2 separate regions of the Homo sapiens genome follow, and region 2 is linked to region 1. The links are chromatin contacts, found by Hi-C or POLR2A ChIA-PET in ENCODE. All regions are on one chromosome and are shown on one strand. The core of a region is the stretch at or near the end of the contact, and the rest is flanking DNA. Distances in the headings are between cores, read along the strand shown.

The links. Hi-C counts contacts between places; a loop is a spot of excess contacts on that map. ChIA-PET counts read pairs that join two places held with the same protein, here RNA polymerase II (POLR2A). Pooled maps may share reads with other maps.
Region 2: a map of mammary epithelial cell shows a loop between it and region 1 (5-fold over the local background). The contact joins the promoter of PLEKHA5 here to the enhancer-like site in region 1. A Hi-C loop is called at or near these places in 13 of 168 maps with a recorded cell type or tissue (Caco-2, Calu3, HepG2 and 4 more) and 9 of 50 pooled maps. POLR2A ChIA-PET finds 5 or more read pairs at or near these places in 3 of 52 experiments (K562, MCF 10A and WTC11).

What each region holds. Positions count from the first base shown.
Region 1 is chr12:19,029,152-19,034,216 of GRCh38, reverse strand. No RefSeq gene overlaps it. Among named protein-coding and RNA genes, the nearest start is that of PLEKHA5, 98 kb to the left of the region's middle. RefSeq lists an enhancer at 2,259-3,458. Within about 2 kb of position 3,021, at least 3 of the 41 ENCODE cell types and tissues checked have a DNase peak (open chromatin) inside an H3K27ac peak, as active enhancers do; they include mammary epithelial cell, where a contact is called at or near this core.
Region 2 is chr12:19,127,712-19,132,776 of GRCh38, reverse strand. PLEKHA5 (pleckstrin homology domain containing A5) reads right to left here and starts at 3,044. Exons shown (of 32, transcript NM_001256470.2): 1 at 2,889-3,044; 2 at 2,647-2,726; 3 at 327-384. The coding sequence starts at 2,977.

The DNA of each region.
Region 1 (5,065 bases), core at 1,772-4,271:
TGATTGTAAGTTTCCGGAGGCCTCCTCAGCCATGTGGAAGTGTGAGTCAATTAAACCTCTTTTCTTTATAATTTACCCAGTCTCAAGTAGGTCTTTATAGCAGTGTAAAAATGGACTCATACAGAAAATTGGTACTGAGAGAAGTGGGGCACTGCTATAAAGATATCTGAAAATGTGGAAGTGACTTCGGAACTGGGTAATGAGCAGAGGTTGGAACAGTTTGGAGGGCTCAGAAGATGACAGGAAGATGTAGGATAGTTTGGAACTTCCTAGAGACTTGTTGAATGGTTTTGACCAAAATTCTGATAGTGATATGGACAATGAAGTCCAGGCTGAGGTGGTCTCAGATGTTGTATTAGTCCATTTTTTGCACTGCTATAAAGAAATACCCAAGACTGGGTGATTTATAAAGAAAAGAGGTTTAATTGACTCACAGTTCCCCATGGTTGGGGAGGCCTCAGGAAACTTACAATCACGGGAGAAGCAAAAGCAGACATGTCTCACATGGTGGCAGGTGAGAGAAGTGAAGTGCAAGCAGAAGAAAAACTGCCACTTTTAAAACCATCAGATCTTGTGAGACTCACTCACTATCACAAGAACAGCATGAGGGAAACTGCCCCCACAATCCAATAACATTCCATTAGGTTTCTCCCTTGACACATGCAGATTACAATTCAAGATGAGATTTGGGTGAGGACCAAGAGCCAAATCATATCAGATGGAGATGAGGAATTTATTGGAACTGGAGCAAAGGTTACTTTTGCTATGCTTTATCAAAGAGACTAGTGGCATTTTGCCCCTGCGTTAGAGATCTGTGGAACTTTGAACTTGAGAGAGATGATTTAGGGTATCTGGTAGAATAAATTTCTAAACAGCAGAGATTCAAGATGTGACCTGGCTGTTCCTAAAAGCGTTAAATCATATGTGTTCACAAGGAGATGTTCTGGAATTAGAACTTATGTTTAAAAGGGAAGCAGAGCATAAAAGTTTGGAAAATTTGCAGCCTGATCATATGGTAGAAAAGAAAAACTCATTTTCTAGGGAGAAATTCAAGCAACGAGCTGCAGAAATTTGCATAAGTAAAGAGAAGCTGAACGATAACAGCCAAGACAATGGGAAAAATGTCTCCAGGGCATTTCAGAGATCTTCATGGCAGCCCCTCCCATCACAAGCCCAGTGGTCTAGGAGGAAAAAACGGTTTTGTGGGCCAGGCCCAGGGCCCTGCTGCTCTGTACGGCCTTGAGACATGGCGGCCTGTGTCCCAGTTGCTCCAGTTCCAGCTGTGGTTAAAATGGGCCAAGGTACAGTTGGGTCATTGCTTCAGAGTGTGCAAACCCCAAACCTTGGTGGCTTCCAGGTGGTGTTGGGTATGTGGGTATGCAGAAAACAAGAGTTGAGCTTTCGGAGCCTCCATCTAGATTTCAGAGGATGTACGGAAATGCCTGGAAGTTCAGGCAGAAGTCTGTTTCAGGAGTGGAGCCCTCATGGAGAAGCTCTACTAGGGCAACGCAGAGGGGAAATGTGGGGTTGGAGACCCAACACAGAGTCCCCACTGGGGCACTGCCTAGTGGATCTGTGAGAAAGGGGCCATCATCCTCCAGACCCCAGAATGGGAGATCTACTAACAGCTAGCACTGTGCACCTGGAAAAGCCACAAGCACTCAACACCAGCCCATGAAAACAGTCTCAGAGGCTGTACCCTGCAGAACCACAGGGACAGAGTTACCCAAGGCCTTGGGAACCCATCTCTTGCATCAATATGCCCTGAGTGTGAGACATGGAGTTAAAAGGAGATTATTTTGGAGCTTTAAGATATAAAGATTGCCCTGTTGGGTTCCTGACTTTCATGGGGCCTCTAGCCCCTTGGTTTTAGCTGATTTCTCCCATTTGGAATAGGAGCATTTACCCAATGCCTATATCCCCATTTTATCTTTGTAGTGGCTAACTTGCTTTTGATTTTACAGGCTCATAGGTGGAAGGGACTTCCCTTGCCTCGATGAGACTTTGGACTTTCACTTTTGGATTAATGCTGAAATGAGTTAAGACTCTGGGGGACTGTTGGGAAGGCATCATTGTGTTTTGAAATGTGAGAAGGACATGAGATTTTGGAGGCACTAGGGGTGGGATGATGTGGTTTGGTTCTGTGTCCCCACCCAAATCTCATCTTGAACTGTAATCCCCAGGTATAGAGGAAGGGACCTGGTGGGAGGTGATTGGATCATAGGGGCAGTTTCTCCCATGCCGTTCTCATGATAGTGAGTGTGTTCTCATGAGATCTGATGGTTTAAAAGTGTTTGGCAGTTCCCCCCACTGCTTCCTGCAGCCATGTAAGATGTGCTTGCTTCCCCTTTGCCTTCCCCCAAGATTGTAAATCTCCTGAGGCCTCCCCAGCCATGCAGAACTGTGATTCAATGAAACCTCCTTTCTTTATAAATTACCCAGTCTCAGGTAGTTCTTTAAAGCAGTGTAAAAATGGACTAATATAAAAGACATTAATATTCTCTTGATTGTTGGACCAGACTTTGGGTCACTAAAAAGATTCTCATGAAGTCACTTCTGAAGAGCTACTGGAGGAGAAAATGTAACCGTTAGTGTTAAGCCTTAAAATAAAAGGTATTTTAGATAAACATGAAGAGAGACAGAATTTTTCTTCCTTGCATGGAATATAGTGAGTATGAATTCCTCAAAACCCAAGACTTAGATATGTAAGGAAGGAAAATTATTAAAATGTTTTTTAAATTCCAATTTGATATCTCTCTAGAGACTCTATTCTTCCTAATGGAAGTAACCATAATTTTAGTCAATTTCTGGCAGTCCTTCACTTCATTTTCCCTCACTGAATTTAACTAACCTCATGGCCCCAGGGAAGTAGGAGGTACCCGGGCCATGGTCAGTAGTTGTACACGCTGTCATCTGTGAGATTGTCCTGTGTGGTTTCCAGACTTAGTCCCTGCTTTCCAGTAGTTTCCATTGAAATACTTATGTTCTTACTAATCCCCAGCTGTATGACTCAAGGTCCTTATGGAGCACCACGCCCTTGTCATGACCACAAAATTCCTTCAGAGGTCTTCATTCCGTCAACTAATTCTGTGCCTTCCATGGGGGCTGTTGTTAACCTAAACCAGTTTGGTTTTGCACAGCCTTAGATTATTTTAGTATACAGTAGTAACAACCATGAAATAGTGTCACTCTCCAAAAATTATGCCACAAATACAGACCTTACTGAAAAAAATACTTAATAGTGAGCAGACCCCAAAATATTTATACTAACTGTTCTGTAAGATTAATGAAGTCCTAGCTCTCTGTTCTTTGGGTGCTCCAACTACTTCTTTGTATGAAAAGTTTACATGAAGTATTTACTTGAATGCAACAATAGCCAGAGGCAGCAGAATCCTGTGCCCATAAGTTGGCATCAGGAAAGCAGGAATTTTCTGACTCAATGATTGGACACAGGTTCATTTAAGGGTGAAGTTTTCAGGTGTTATCCTTAAGGAGACAGATTATAAATCTGGGTGGATTTTCTCATTCTGTTCATTGAACAAGTTATCTTGAAGTTCACTAATTTCCACAATGACACCCCATTTTTAACATTTATTATGCCAAGTAGAAAAGCTTCTAATATTGATGGAGACATGAATAGCAGAAAGTGTATGTTCATATTGACTGTCTCTGAAGTGTGAGCTTTCTGATTGGAATGCCAGCTGACTACTCCTGAGATTTTAGTTCGTGATCTGGGTACCTAACCGAACCTTGGGTTACAACTGAAACCAAAATCTATATAATATTACATTGGTTATGCTGAAAGATTTCAAAATATGTTGTAGACATGCAAAGGCACAGGAAAACTTGAAAGCCTTCCACACAATTCTGCCCGGTGGTTTTGCCTCAGGTCCTCTCTGTTCTTGGCATCCCAAACAGTCCTTTGTCTTGCTGACCTCCTGTCAGAAGTGCAGAGAGCCTCTGCGAGGTTTCACCTCCCAGAGTTTTGGGCAGAACATTTGCACAGGATTTCTTTGCTCTGATCTCTAAGTAGGGAAATCATGCATAGCAGAAAAATAATTTTACAAAATGCAATAGTAAGCATCTGGTACATAGTAGGAGCTCATTTAGGATTATTGTTTGGATGAACGAATGATTGAATAGATGAAAGTGTGATATCAAAAGACCTCATGTTTGTGGATAATAAGACACAGGCAAAGGCATGGCAACCTTATGCATACTAAAAACATCTAGGTGATTGACAGAATTTGCTTCTGTAGAAATGATCATAGAGAAAACAACACACTGCCAAAATCTGTTGAGACAATTAAGATGAAGGGTCTACAGTGACTGCTTCCCATCTGTTCTTTTGAATATGAAGTCCAGGATCTCTGAGGTATCCTGATGGGGACAGAGAACTGCTATTCTGACAGTGGAGATGGGGAGAAAGCCATTAGAAGGCTTTTGTCCTGAGACTCGGTAAACAGAAAGGCAGAAGTTCCTTGCCAGAAGAAATTTGGAAATATTTACTGAATTTTAACTTTTATGTTGGAGTAAATTTATTCTTTAATTTGATTTTATTCTTATGAAACTATTCTAGGAATAATTTAAATGGTCAAATAATATTAGAATGCTTATAACAACAAAAAGTTTCCTCTCTCTTTTTTTTTTAAAGCATCCTGTTTTTATTTCATTGATGTGATAACTTCTCTCTATGAAGATACTAGAGGGTTTTTTTGTTTGTTTGTTTTGACACTTTCTTCTGCTTCTTGTGTTATGAAAGCAGAGGTAATCCACTTTTCCTTTTTCTTTTTTGGCCACTACTTTTATATCAAGGCTTTCGTTACACCCAGTGATCCTTAGCTGTCATATATATATATATATCTCTCTATCTATCTATCTATATAGATATAGATATAGATATAGATAGATAGATATAAAATATATGACATCAGGCTGGAGACCAGGAGAGCTAATGTTCCAGTTCCAATCTGAAGGCAATCTGAGATGTATATATATTATATATATATATAATATATATATAAAATATATATCAGGCATATATATTTATCAGAATATATATACA
Region 2 (5,065 bases), core at 1,795-4,294, 99 kb before region 1:
AAAGGTAATTGTGGTCATATTCTGATGAAGCTGGACGATTCCAAAAGAAAAAAACGAAGATACAAAATTATTTTTAAAAGTGGCCATAAATGATCTAATTTCCAAATCAATGAATCGATGAATATTCCAGGCAAATAACATTAGAAAAGTAAGAGTGCCATTTTCTTCTCTCAAAATTCTGACACTATACAAAATAAAGAATACAGTCACCATTATATGATAAACTTCAGAAAATCATGATCAAGACTGGACATACAACTATTCAGCTGAGGAGTAATCACAGCATTCTAATTACGAAGGAAAAAAATGAAAGTCAAAAAACTCACTTTATATAGTATCTTGCACCTTCAAAAGTATATGCTTCTTCCCAGCCAGTAGGCAAATCTAAAACAATACATATATTACAATTAGTATTACTTCAATGATAGCAAAATAAGTCTCAATCCATTTTAATTATCCATTTTCATTTATTAGCTGTTTTAATTAAGTAGATTACTAACAAAAAAAGTGTTGAGCTGGCAATACAACAGATATCATTTTTTGAAAAACAGCAATTCAAATTTAGAGCCACCAGAAAAGTAACCATAATATTAGAGATTATCTGACCTGAGCACACACTGTAATATATTAGGGTGGAGAGGAACTATGTTCTGGCACCCAAGAAAGCAAAGGGAAGCCTTCTCATCCCAGGTGGAACACTCATGAATGACTAGCAAAAAAAAAAGCTGGGTATAACAGGCAACGCCTGCCTCTTCTTGGGTATATTGTGTCTATTTAAGACCGTATTTTTCAGCTACACAAATGAATCCATCTAGGAAGTGTCACCAAAAAGAAGGCAGAACTTCCTAACTACTTAATTAATGGAAAAGAAATGACACCGAATACTTCCGTGTGTGTTTCTAAAAATTTGACTAAGAGACGTGAAGTTTCAAGTAGTAAAGTTGGGGATGATTCAGGTGAACAATGGTCATTATGTGCTACATATTATTATTAATGACAAGTTGTTTGGATTTCATCAAAATGCCTCTTGGAAGTAAAAACAACCGATGTGTGTACAAAACCAGAGTCCAAGCAAAGTAAAACCAAACCAGAAAAAAAAAAAAGTGAAATCACATAAAAGAATAAAATTTTTCTGTGGCGTGAATGTTACCAAATCTGTGGGGTTAACTAGGACACTTATTTATATCACTCATAATTCCATAGGATAATTAGTCTAAATAATTTAAATGTCATATCGTCTTTCATGAAATAAATCTATCATTATCCATAAAAGCAAAGAGGCCATCAAAGTTGGAATATGCGTGTAAAACACCAGAAAGGTATATTGAAGCAAAAGCCTGCACCGGGGAATTGAGAAACATGATAGTGTATTAGTCAGAAATGCCTTAAAAATGTAAGCTCATCATGCTTGCTACACCAGCCTTTCCTTTCTTCCTCCACCTTTTTGCAAATTTGGAGACATTAGTCACTTCAGTGAACTCCAGCATTTCACAGAGAGGCAGGTTTGTTCAATATCCTGGCAACTTTAACAGATTCACGGAATGTCAGAGTCCGAGAGAATGTACCCCAGAGGCCAGCTCTGAGGACTGCTGAAACTGGCCTCGCCTTCGACCCAAACTGCTCTCAAGCCTTTCCAATCACCAGGACTAGAGGCAGGCCAGTAAGAGAACACATGTTACATTTCAAAGACAAACAAGTCACGAATGTAAACAAAGAATGATAAAAGAAACCCAGACCAGTACAGAAACTACGAGGAGCCTTTTCCAGCTCCACTCACACTTAGCATTCAAACAAGCTCCCAAAGCCACCCGAGAGAGCCGCTTCCCCACGGACTCCCTCCAAACAGGGCCCGGGTGCCCCCATACGGGACACCCCCTCGCACGCCCACCGCCTCCTGGCAGTCTGTGCAACCTCCGTGCGGCTGGCGGGGACTTTAGATCCGGATCGCCAGCAACTGAGGCTGCGAACGCCTCCTCCGGCTCCGGCTGCTCCTCCCGTGGCAGGAGGGAACGCGCCAAGCGTTTCCCGAGCCGTTCCCTGTCACAGAGAGGATCGCAGCACCCCCGAACTCCTCTCCTCCTCCTCCTCCTCCTTCATCAGCCACCTACCCACAAGTCCCACCTAGGAGGAGGAAGCTGCACGGCAGGAGGCAGCGCTCCTGGGAGGAGGGGGAGGATGTGGTTACGTTATCCCGGCGGGCGATCGGGGTCCGGGGCTGCAGGGAGGGGAGTGGGTAAGGACTGCCTGAAGATTGCTGGGGGGCAAGACGGCAGCTGGGGGTCACCGGGGAGTGAGTAGCGGCCGCGGAGGAAAAACTCAGGACTCCAGGTTTCAGGGAGGGGAGCGTCGCCACTCTAGGGTCGCGAGGGTCGTCTAGGCTGGGATGGGGGGAGAAGGCGCAGGAAGAGGGCGCCGTCTCCAAGTGCTGATGAAAGGCTGAGGAGAAAGAGGCGCCCCGAGACTGGAGAGAACTCCCGGCGGCGGAGTCCCCGTGGCCCCTCTACCTGCGGCCGCTCCCGCCCGGCCTCCGCCCCGCCTCGCCGCCTCCCGGGGCCCGCGGCGCGGGGCAGGTTGCGGGGAGCCGGGCGGCCCGGGCTCTGCCGCCTCCTCCAGGCGGAGCCCAACTCCGTTTGGGCCCGGCGTTACCTGTGCTCTGCCGCCGGTGTCCGGTGACCACCGCCTCGCCGGTGACGGGGTGCAGCCAGGTGGTGCTCTTGGCCTCCTCGCTGCAGGGGTGAGAGAAGGGGCAGACACGGAGCGTGAGAGGGGACGCGGGGGCGAGCCGAGGGGCTGCAGGAGCACAGACCCGGGCTCTCCCCCGTGTCGCCAGCCGCCCGCCTCCTGCCCTCCCGCCCCCGCGGGCCCCCGTGCCGTCCCCGGCTCTTTACTTGATGAAGAAGACTCGGCCGCCCCTGGTGATCCCGTAAGTCCAGGACCGGGGCAGGGAGATCCACTCCAGGTTCAGATCCGCCGCCATGTCTGATCCCTAGCCGCCGCCGCCGCCTTCTCCTGCTGCCGCCGCGGCTGCCGAGGGAGGAGGGAACGAGCGAGCGAAGGGAGCGCGGAGCGAGCGCGCCTCCCCGGCCCGGCGCGCCCCCGCGCGCGCCCTACCCCCTCGGGCGGTGCCCGCCCCGCCGCCCCGGCAGGGTCCGGCCCCCGTCGCCGCCCCTCCGCATCCCGGCGGCCGCCGGCCGGCCGCCCCGCCGCGCGCTCGGGGGATGGGCAAGCGGCGCCGCGCCCCAGACCCCTCCCTCGGGCCCCTGCGGCGCGCCCGCCCCCTCCGCCGCGCGAAGGTTCCGGGATCGATTAAAAAAAAAAAAAAAAAAAAAAAAAAACGCGTCCTGCCCCCAGGGCTTTGCCCGAAGGCTTCCCATCCCAGGGCGCGATCAAAGGGAGCCTAATAATGCCCAAGCCCCTGATTTCTCTCTTTCAAACAACAAAAACACAGCGTCTGAGCTTTGTTTTATAAGAGCTGTTGGAGAGCCAACAGATTTTTCCAATATATTTATCGTTTTAAAATGGAAAGCTGTTTTTATTAAAGCACACGAAAGGCCTTTCCTGTTTGTTTGTTGTGTGCCAGATATCAAAGGTTGGACGTGATACGTGGCCCCATGAAATATGAGTGGATTTAGACTTGACAAAACAAGTTTTTTCTCTTCCTAGGCCCCTTAGGTCATATCTTATAAAATAAAAACTCGTCTTTTTCTGGTACTTGTTTTTAAAGATTCACTTAACATCAGTGTGGATTTTTACTTGCCCTGTCTCCAATAGATTACAATAATAGCTTATTTTATGGAGTCCTTGTGACGGTGTACATTTTTAAATCTTCACAACAACTATATATATATGTGTGTATATATATATATGTGTGTGTGTGTGTGTATATATACACACACACACACAATCTATAAAAAATCCCCATTTTACAGATAGGAAAAATGAAGTTTAAAAACACAGTAGTTTGCCCAGTCATAGTAATAACTGCCAAAGCCTGGATTCAAACTGGCTGTAGGATTTCAAAAGTATATTTGTATAACCTCCTTGCTGTACAAGCCCACTTTGTTTTACTGCGATTCACTTTATTGCTGTTTGCAGATCTTTCACATCTTACAAATTGAAGGTTTGTGGCAACTCTGCATTAAGCAAGTCCTAGCACCGTTTTTCAACAGCATTTGCTCACTACATGTCTCTGTGGCACATTTTGGTAATTCTTGCAATCTTTCAAACTTTTTCATTATTGTACCTGTTATAGTGATCTGTAATCAGTGATCTTTGATGTTACTGTTGAAATTGTTTTGAGGGCACCATGAACTGAGCCCATGTAAGACAGGGACTTAATAAATGTGTGTGTTCTGACTGCTCCACCAACCAGCTGTTCCTCTGTCTCTCTGCTTCATCTTGGGCCTCCATATTCCCTGAAATGAAACACTAATAATTGTCTAATAATAATGGCCTAATATTGAAATTAGGCCAACCAGTAACCCTACAATGCCCTTTAAGTGACCAAGTGAAAGGAAGAGTTGCATGTCCCTTACTTTAAATGAAAAGCTAGAAACGATTAAGCTCAGATGTATCAACAGCCAAGAGAGGCCAAAAGCTCGGCCTTGTGTCAAATAATTAGACAAGTTGGGAATGCAAAGGAAATGTTCTTGAAGGAAATTGAAAATGCTACTCTGGTGAAAACATGAATTATAAGAAAACAAAACAGCCTCATTGCAGATAGGGAGAAAATTTTAGTGGTCTGGGGAGAAGATCAACCTAGCTACAACATTCCCTTTAGCCAAAGCCTAATCCAGAGCAAGGCTCTAACTCTCTTCAATCTTATGAAGGTTGAGAGAGCTGAGGAAGCTGCAGAAGAAAAGGTTGAAGCTATCAGGGATTTAAGGAAAAACACCATCTCCGTAACATAATAGTGCAAGATGAAGCAGCAAATGATGTAGAAGCTGCAGCAAGTTATCCAGAAAATCTAGTCAAGATCATTGAAGGTGGATACACTAAACATATTTTCAATGTAGACAAAACAGCCTACTATTGAAAGAAGATGCCATCTAGGACTTTCACTGCT